2 separate regions of the Homo sapiens genome follow, and region 1 is linked to region 2. Evidence: chromatin loops called from intact Hi-C (ENCODE). Cell type or tissue: breast epithelium. All regions are shown on one strand.

Region 1 (5,000 bases), 73 kb before region 2:
GGCCGCACAGGCCCAGTTCAAGCTGTTGCCCGTGTTCCGGGCTCACCCTGCACCAGGCGGCCTCTGGCTACCTCCTGATATCAGCCATGAGGGGCTGGGGTAGAGGTGGCGAAAGGATGGGCTCAGAAAAAGGGCAGCTCATTTTCAGGCTAAGCAACGGTGCAACAGAAACACCAATCACCTGAGGGTGAGTTTATGAAACTCGTTACAAAGAGCAGAGTGTGGAAGGCGAGTGCTGGCCTCAGGGCCGGCTGGCTTTACAAAGCATATTCCCACAGAGCAGGCTGGCTGCGGTGTCCATGGCAGTCCCGTTGTCCATGATGGCTGCCCCATCGTCCACGGCAGCCCCAGCGTCCATGGGGACTGTCTGTGGAGGCGGCGCGCAGTGGTCAGCGGCGTGCAGAGCTGACAGGTAAACCGTCCCCGCAGACCCAGGCCTCACGCTTGCATCCTCCGTGGAAGGCACGGAGGGCCCGTCCCATGCCTGGTGCTGTTCTGGGGCCCAGCTTCTCTCTGATGCCGCTGCAGAGTCTCTGCCTCGGTAGCAGTGACGTTGGGAGCTGAGTCCTGGAGGGGGGCTTCCGCCCCAGGTGAGCACGACGTTTCCAGGCCCCATGCAGGTGCCAATTCTGGCCACAGACGCAGGCAGTGAGCTGGGCAAGCCTCTCCTCCAGGACCTCCCCTCCCAAAGCCCCCGCCACGGCCATCGTCAGCCAAAGAGCATTCGGCACAATCCTGGCCTCTTAAAGAACCCCCAAGCCTGGAAAATGGGCTGCCATCCCTACCCGGTAACAGGAGCCAGGACATGAGTGGGCTTCACCCACCGCAGCCCCTCGAACGGTTCCTGTTCTAAAGCCCCAGCCGGGTCTATGCAGCCCCAGGGCAGGCAGAGCCCCTCACCCAGGGCAGACCTGGGGGCTCATCACAGCTCTTAATGGCCCGGACCACATCCTCCTCCCAACGTAGTCCCCTTGGCTGCCTTGGTGTGGCCTGGCTCCCGGGGGACAGCTGGGGTCTTCACGGCTCCCAGATCAGGGCCCCCTTCTGCTACAAGACAGAGGTGACAAGATCTGAGAATAAAAATCGGCATGAGCAACACGGTGGCAGGCACAAGCCTGCCCCACCTGTTGGCTTCCTGTGTGGTTGGTGCCCGGCAGCTCCTGGCTCCTCGGGGGCTCTGTCTGCAGCACAGGGAGCACCTGGGGGTGGGCGGGGGGGGGCCTGGGGGCAAGAACGGGGGCCTGGGGATGGGCAGGCAGGGGGGCAGGGGGCAGGCTCAGCCCTGTGGCTTTAGACAAGTGGGGTCACTGCTATGGACGGACTCGTGTCCCCTCAACCTCATGTTGAAGCCCTAACCCCCGTCCGCGTGACTCTACTTGAGAGTGGTGTTTGCAGGAGGTAACTGGGGGTTAAACAATGTCATCAGGGTGGGGCCCTGATCCAACGGGACTGCCGTCCCACAGGGAGGGAGAGACAAATCGCCTGTCCTGCCATGTGAGGATATGGCAGGATTTTGGCTGTCTGCAACTTGGAATGGTCCTCACCAGAACCCGACCGTACCAGTCCCAACCTCGGACTTCCAGCCCCCAGAGCTGTGAGAAATCAATGTCTGTTGTTTACAAGGTGCCCAGCCGGTGGTGCTCCACTATGGAAGCCCCAAAGACTGAGACAGTGCCCCGGACCCCCTTCTTCTGCCAACAGTACGGCCGGTGGTGCTCCACTATGGAAGCCCCGAAGACTGAGACAGTGCCCCGGACTCCCTTCTTCCACCAACAGTACGGCCGGTAGTGCTCCACCATGGAAGCCCCAAAGACTGAGACAGTGCCCCGGACCCCCTTCTTCCGCCAACAGTAACATCTGGTCCCCAGGTGGCATTGGGGGTGGGGAGATCTAACGCTGAGCTGCCTGCAGGCTGCAGCTGCTGTGCACAGCAAAGAATGATCCCAAGACAGTTCCCTGCTCCCCCATGCCCACATTTTTATGCAACCTTGTGTTCAGCTTGAATTACTCTACCAGGGATGCACTACAGTACTGGACAAAAGAGGTTTTGTTCAAAGTCTAAACCCCTGGAAAACAAAGATCAGATTGTCTTCTGTTTGCTGTATGACAAGAAAGTCCAAGTTTTGCCATCAACATAAACAACCAGGAATGACACCTCCGGGGCATGACTTTTCTCAAACAATGAAAGAAAACAGCGGATGAAGCTGCCTTATCACCCATCCCTCGAGGCTGAGAGGCATCATTTCTCCTTGTTCAGAGCCAAGATCAGTTTCCAGAGCAGGTGAGGGATCCACGGCCCACCATGGGGTAAATCTGCACCAACCAGGCACCGCCTGATGTGGGAGACAGAGAAGGGTCCTTCCGAACTCCATCCGCCTTTGGGAATTTGTGCTCTCTCACCGACTCTTCACTGGAGTTTCTGCTGAAGCGCGTTCCAAGGTTTCCAGGAAGGCATGATCTTCCGGAGTCACGACCACGTGAGTCTGGTGAGTATTCCAACCATGCACGCCACAGACCTCCAGGCTGAAACTGCAGCTCCGTGGAGGCTGACAACCGTGGCTAACCCTGGCCATGTGTCCAGGACGGGCCCAGATGCTTTTGTTCATGATCTCACTTTGCCCCCACACCCATCCTGTGTGTCGGTCGGGGTGAGAGAATTCCCTTTCCCTCAGGTTTATCACGTCGACCCCGAGCAACATCGGTGGGGGGCTTCCTACACATACAGAAGCGTGAAAACAGACGCAGAGCTCAGGTACTTGATGGGGGTCTCAGGTGGCAGCGACGGGGCCAGGACAGCACGGCAGCGAGGGGAAGCGCAAGTGGGGCCTCAGGCTGTGTGGTGGCCCCGTGCTGCTCCAGGGCACAGTGAGGTGGGATCTGTTGCCCAATTAGGCTGATGACAAAGGACGCTCCCACAGACCACACAAGCCAAAACACATCGGTCGGCTTTCGCCAATCCTCGCCCGCGCTGCCCGCCGTGTTCTGTGGGGCGCGTGACTCACGCTCCCAGGCAGCTGTGGAGCCAGGCTTTGCCATTCCGGCTGGAGCCACAGAGCCACGGTGGGGCAGCAGCATGGCCGACGCCGCCCGGAGGCGGCTGCACGTGGACAGGCGGATCCCTCCCAGGCGCGCGGCTGGCGTCGCCAAGCTCAGGGCGCCCCTCTTGCCCCACGCATGTCCCAGAGCGCAGGCTTCCTGGCACCCAGCCTCCCCACTGACTCACACCTCCTGGTTTGTTTTTGGTGGCCCGTGGCCCTTAGATTTCTCAACAAGCCCCTTCCCGCCCTCTCATCCCATCTCAGGCTCCCGGCCCCACCCCCCTTCTGGAGCCAGACTCGCCCAGCCCCAGGTGCGCCCGTCGGATGCTGAGCCCTGTGGCTCTTTCACAGAAGTCTGGATCCTGACGCTGGTTCCCTAATTTACTCCCCTCATCTCTGATTTCTGCAGGAGCAATCTTCCACCCCAAATCCCTCCTGCTTTAAAACACGCTCTGAGGACACGCACGGCCTGAGCGTCGGGTGGCTAGGATGCCTGGCGTCTTGCTGGGGGTGGTTTTGGCGAGCACATCTCGGACCTCCCTTTCAATTGGAGCCCTTCTTCTGACTTTTGGGGAGGTCTCCTGGGAGGCCTGGTGGGGCCAGCACCCCACAGCATGTGAGAGAGAATTCCTTTCCCTCAGGTTTACAACGTTGACAGTGAGCGTGAGAACACGCTTCCCTCACAACGTCGACAGTGAGCATGAGAACACGCTTCCCTCGCAACGTCGACAGTGAGCGTGAGAACACACTTCACTCAGGTTTACAGTGTCGACGGTGAGCATGAGAACACGCTTCCATCGCAACGTCGACAGTGAGCGTGAAAACACCCTTCCCTCACAACGTTGACAGTGAGCGTGAGAACACGCTTCCCTCGGGTTTACAACGTCGACGGTGAGCGTGAGAACACGCTTCCCTCGCAACGTCGACAGTGAGCGTGAAAACACCCTTCCCTCACAACGTTGACAGTGAACGTGAGAACACGCTTCCCTCAGGTTTACAACGTTGACAGTGAGCGTGAGAACACGCTTCCCTCAGGTTTACAACGTCGACGGTGAGCGTGAGAACACACTTCCCTCAGGTTTACAACGTCGACGGTGAGCGTGAGAACACGCTTCCCTCAGGTTTACAACGTCGACAGTGAGTGTGAGAACATGCTTCCCTCAGGTTTACAATGTCGACAGTGAGCGTGAGAACACGCTTCCCTCACGTCGAGTGAGTGTGAGAACACACTTCCCTCAGGTTTACAACGTCGACAGTGAGCGTGAGAACACGCTTCCCTCAGGTTTACGTCGACAGCGAGCGTGAGAACACGCTTCCCTCAGGTTTACGTCGACAGTGAGCGTGAGAACACGCTTCCCTCAGGTTTACGTTGACAGCGAGCGTGAGAACACGCTTCCCTCAGGTTTACAACGTCGACAGTGAGCGTGAGAACACGCTTCCCTCAGGTTTACGTTGACAGCGAGCGTGAGAACACGCTTCCCTCAGGTTTACGTCGACAGTGTGAAAACGCTTCCCTCGCAACGTCGACAGTGAGCGTGAGAACACGCTTCCCTCAGGTTTACAATGTCGACAGTGAGCGTGAGAACACGCTTCCCTCACAACGTCGACAGTGAGTGTGAGAACACGCTTCCCTCAGGTTTACAACGTTGACAGTGAGTGTGAGAACACACTTCCCTCAGGTTTACGTCAACAGTGAGCGTGAGAACACGCTTCCCTCAGGTTTATGTCGACAGCGTGAGAATACACTTCCCTCACAATGTCGACAGTGAGTGTGAGAACACGCTTCCCTTGCAACGTCGACAGTGAGTGTGAGAACACGCTTCCCTCAGGTTTACAACGTCGACAGTGAGCGCGAGAACACGCTTCCCTTGCAAAGTTGACAGTGAGAGAACACGCTTCCCTCAGGTTTACGTCGACGGTGAGCGTGAGAACACGCTTCCCTCAGGTTTACAACGTCGACAG
Region 2 (5,000 bases):
GGGCCTCCCCACCATCCTCCCACAGGACTCAGCCCTGAACTGGCTGCTCAGCCAGTGACGGAGCCCAGAGCTGCGCCACACGGGGTACTAGAGCCAGATCACCGGAAGGTTCTAGATGAAACGGGGCAGGAAAGGGGAGGCGGACCTCACAGGTCTCTGTGTGCAAGTCCTCAGGGGCCGTAGCCCTTGACGTTTCTGTGACGGGGGCCCAGGCGTGAGGGGAAGTGAGGAAGAGGAGGAGACTCCGCCCACAGCGAGAGCAGGAAGTGCATGCAGAGGCCCACGGACGCCTGGGGCACCCGAGGGCCTTTATTTAAACTGAAGTATTGCAATAAAACCTGATTCGATGAGGCAAAGAAACACCATAAAGCTTTATTAAAAAACAAAAAGGGCTCACCTAAGCATGCGTTTTCCCTGATCAAACAAATGACAAAACGAAAGCTCAAATGCTTGAATTTCATTAGGATCCCTCGCCCAGGTCCTTGGAGGGCGGGTAGTGGATAAAGTTCCCTTGTTCCTCCTAGAAGAAGGGCAAGGTGTGGGGTCAAGCTGCCCCCAGAGGCCAAGCCCCACACGCCGGGGGCCACTGTCCTGGCTGTGAGCCCCTCCCTCCCAGCTCCCAATGAATTTGGTTTCATGACCCACCTAAACCGTATTCAAATCTGAGTTATTTAACTATTCAAAGGGATCATATTTACATGAAGGGAAAATATTCCCAGTAACTTTCTTGACGATTCTGAGGCGCTTGGGCTGATTCATGTCACGTCAGACACCACCACAGAGCTCGGTGACCCCACTCCCTGGCTGCCGTGTCGGAGGGCCTGGCTCTTTGCCAAGGAGGATTCACTAAATGACAGTGCAGGTGAGCAGGGAGACAGCTGGATTCTAAGCAATGATCGCGGAGAGCACATTCAAAATCCCTTAACGGAAGGTCATGGCATGGCCCCTCTGCTGAAAGTGCCACCTCCTCACTTTTGAGTCCCCTGATCCTCACCGGCTCGCTCAGCCATCAGGTGCCCCACGACACACAGGTGGTTTGGGGGTGCTAGGACAGACGGCCACGCGGGGAGCACCCGGCTCTCAGGCCAGCCTAGTCCCACTGGCCTCAGCAAGTTCCACATGTCAGAGCTGTTAAAAGCGATCTCTCTCACTCTGAGAAATAATTCACTTCAGAACCACACACCTTTCTCGTTTCTGAACAACCACAAAAAACTGTATCGGTGCCTGACATTAAATTAATACATGAAATACTTCTGGTCAGGGCTCCCTACAGGTGCACAGCATTCTAACCTTGCAGACCCCGCCGTGCTGAGCCCCAGGGCACCTGCCCCTCACGACACGCAGTTCCCAGACAGCCACTCCCTCACTCGCTGTGCGCAGGGCAGGACAGCCACGCCTCTGCCTTGCGCATCAGGCCAGCACTGCTGACAAGAATCACCAACTCCAGCCACAGCCAGATCTCTCATCTTTCACAAACTCTGAGAGGCGGCCATCACAGACGACGTTATTTTTCATTTTAAGGAACATTCCCTTCAGCACTTGCTGGGGCTGAACCACAGGTCGACCCCCAGGCACTGCTGTCACCTCTCCAGACAGCCACGGAGTCTGCTGTGGGTGAGGCCAGATGACAACTGTGAATGTATTGGAAATAAAACAAAACGAAGCAGGGCGATCCACGCCAAGACCTTGCTGTTGGAAGCAATGTGCTTAGCAGGCCTGGGAAACGCTGCCTCACAGTGGCACCGGGACGTGGTCAGGCCCGCGGCATGACAGACAGCAACAGCTTCCCAGACGCCGTTCCCCCAACAATCTGCCAGCGAGAAAGATTTACAAAGGCAAATAGGATGGCCTCGTCACAGCGCAAACAAACGGTATTTAATGTTCCATAAATAAGCACGCCAACGCCTTAATAAGGGTCCTTCGTCCAGCCCGGGGCCCAACCTGGGACATCGTTCCTCAGAGGTACTGGAATATTCCCCCTGGTCCGACGCACACATCATTTTAAAGCATCCTTTTTGAATTCTGTTTTCAAGGAATTAAAAAATATCCAAGTTGTTCATGGCTAGCTGAGATCTTCCTTTGAAAAACACGACACAGAACTGAAATATTCCAATCTGCCAGGTAACTCCACCCTCCACGGAAACACCTCTAGAACGTCAGGGGATGAGCTGTGCATGGTAATAGCAGGAACGCTTTCCTAAAACACTGAACTTGAACAACAGAGCATTCCTAATTCAGCTCTCCCCTGGGACCTCTCTGCTCACCAGGCGTCTCTGCCACGGGTTTCCTGCCACAGCCCCCGACCAGCCACGGACACCCCGGGCCCTCTTGGGGAAGAGAAATCCTATTTGGTGAAAATGGACTTGAGAATAAAAGTCTTCCAAAGCTTCAATTCTGCATAAGATGTTGCCTTTCCACAAGGGAACCATTAAATGCCCCAGCAGTGGGCACAGGCCAGTGGCAGACCCGGGCACACAGAGGTTCGGAGGGTGGCCCCGACTGCCAGAGAGGCTCCAGCCCAAACACAGAGGCCTTGGCCAATTTCCTCTGAGTTGCCACGGCGACAGTGCTGGCAGCAGCCAAGCTGGCCAAAATAACTTAGAAAACAGGAGCCCTGGGGCGGGAAGCAGGGCACGCCCGCCTCCCAGCTGACAGCGAAGCAGCTATTTCCTGAGCCCCAGAAGGGAGCGGGACCTCCTCTCTGCAGAGGGAAGCCCGGGGCCTGCTCCTGGGTGGACACAGCCAGAAGCCAGACCCTGGAAGCCCAAACGCCACTCCCATCCCGCCTGGGAAATTATTTACAATATTCTCTTTTCATTGTCCCAACAAATGGTTACTGAATATCTATTCTTTGCACCTGCTGAGCACTTTCGAAATAAAGAACAAGACACAGCCCCTCCCTCAAAGCACCCCGTGAAGACGCGGGACCTGTGCCCGCAGCCTGGACCTAAGTCCAGCGAGATGGAAGGGGTGGGGGCCACAGCGGCGTGGGCCAGGCTCCTGGCCACAGTCAGCCACCCTGCGGCTGCAGCCCCCAACCCCGGTACACTGACCTCAGCTCTGCCAGGACGTACAGCCCCTTCTCAGGGGATCCGGCTGACAGACTGCCTCCTGGGCTCAGGGCCGGCCACGTCCTTTACAACAAAGCTTGACTTTCTGTGCTTAGTCTAATCTATAAAACCCAGTTTGCCTTGCTTTGCAATTGATCTCAGACTTATTCATGTATTCATTTATATCCAGGTTCATCCCAGAAACAACGTGAAGTAGTTTCTATCACCCGTCAAAAGCTGGAGAGTCAATGTAATCATTTAACAATGTGATATAAATAATTAACACCATTGAATCATCATCAAAATGCAGTAATAATGGTAATAAAAAGAAAGGAGAAAACAGCACGGTGTCTCACGGGAAAACACAATATGTACACGTAACATATGAGATACATAAAGAACCCTTCCTAGCAACTTCTTGACACCGTAAAAGCAGGAAGGGGCTCTTCTCAGCTCTCGCCTCTCCTGCTCGGAGCCCCAACTCCTAAAGCCCAAAACCACGGTGGTCTCTGGAGGGGCAAGGACACAGCAGAAAGCTTTCACAAGCCGCCTGGAGAGCCAGCAGCCCAGCTCTGCGGGGCTCCCGGGGAAGGGCGCAGCTCCGGAGGGCCCAGGGTGCCTGCGAGGGTGAGGTTCACGGCTTCACTCATTCTGCTCAAGGAGTGTTTTGGGGGAATGAGCCCGGTGGGTGCCGGGGAGGACTGTGTCCTGAACCCACCTGGAAGGCGGCCACCTGCTTCTGGGTCAGGAGAGACCCCATGTTCACCAGGGTCCCCATATCCGATGCCAGCAGGAAGCCCGCCCACCTCAAAATGGTGTATAAACTGTGGCGTCCTTGTGAGACTAGGCCTCGAGGGGCAGAGACTGGCCTCCTGTGCGTCTTCCCGGATAAGCCTGGAGTTACCTGTGCAGTCACAGGAGGATGCCGCCGCCGGCGGTGTCCTTCCCGAGGCTGCTGTCGCGCACAGTCACGTGTGCACGGAGGCACGGAAGTGGCCCTTGTCACTGGGGGTGCGCTGACCACGTGCCAAGCCAGACACAGTGCCCAGTGTGGCACAGCCCACCCTGGAGGCCTGGGAGGCCGGGGAGACCCAGCTCCATGGGGATAACTACCCCCTGTGCTTCTTCAAGGAGGCAAAGCAGTGAAATCTTCAGCCAGGGCCGAGGGCCCAGGGCCGTACACTGTCCTGCAGGCCCCCTGGGCCTCTGACTGGGGTGTAGGGCCTGGGTTCTGGCAGCACTGGGCCTGTCGCAGGCCCACAGTCAGTGATTCACGCTGTGAACGACCGGGGGTGTACTGGGAGGTCCCACCCGACCCCCGATGACTGCACGGGTGTGGGAGCCTCCACCCCAACAGATCCCAGAGGGGCCACCCTGGTGGCCACACTCTCATGGGACCGACTTTCACCCCATAAAGAGAGGTCGGGAGTGGGGCGACACTCTCGCATGGCACACCCAGGTAGAAAACTCTTCTGCTGAAATGTCCTGGCTCAAGCCGGGGAGGACTGGAACCAGCTCTGGAAGGCGGCGCCAGGGCCACAGGCAGCCCGGGTGGGAAGGGCCTCCGGCGGGTCTCTCTCCCACCCTCATCTGCCTTGGCTCCCACTGACCCCAAAGACCTAGAACCCAGGCCCAGGCAGGGAAGACATTTGGGGAGTGGTGAGTCGAGAACCGCAGGCAGCACAGGTTTGGTTGGAGCGCTTATTTTCAAAAAATGATCAAGACGTTGGAGTTTTTAAAAGAGAGTAGTGAACGATACGGAAAATATGACCCTCATTACAGACTCGGCGGAGGTCCCTGCTTGCCAAGCTCCTCCGGCTTCACCTCCGCGCGGGGAGGGCAGACACGAGGCCTTGAGAATGGGCACAGACAGGGGCGGACGGTGACCAGCCTGGGGTGACCTGGACAGAAGAGATCCCGGGCAGCGGGAGAGGGGCCCAGGCCCAGGGG

What was found. A loop is a pair of places that touch in the nucleus more often than their neighbours do. Peaks named below come from ENCODE experiments on the same cell type or tissue, not always from the same donor. Only the 100,000 strongest peaks of a DNase experiment are listed, where the experiment ranks them.
Region 1: a loop joins it to region 2, with 2.6 times the contacts of the local background. A loop is called at or near these places in 13 of 110 quality-filtered maps.

What each region holds. Positions count from the first base shown.
Region 1 is chr18:79,474,338-79,479,337 of GRCh38, reverse strand. The region is part of intron 8 of NFATC1 (nuclear factor of activated T cells 1); the gene reads right to left. LOC107985162 (a long non-coding RNA gene) reads left to right here. Exons shown (of 2, transcript XR_001753518.2): 1 at 1-5,000. Among named protein-coding and RNA genes, the nearest start is that of NFATC1, 81 kb to the right of the region's middle. In breast epithelium, no CTCF peak of the experiment used is centred here; DNase peaks (open chromatin) are centred at 2,167, 2,537, 3,077 and 3,227; H3K27ac peaks cover 969 bases.
Region 2 is chr18:79,401,146-79,406,145 of GRCh38, reverse strand. The region is part of intron 1 of NFATC1 (nuclear factor of activated T cells 1); the gene reads right to left. Among named protein-coding and RNA genes, the nearest start is that of NFATC1, 7.7 kb to the right of the region's middle. RefSeq lists enhancers at 533-1,128, 1,250-1,309. In breast epithelium, no CTCF peak of the experiment used is centred here; DNase peaks (open chromatin) are centred at 198 and 2,573; H3K4me3 peaks cover 2,415 bases; H3K27ac peaks cover 4,762 bases.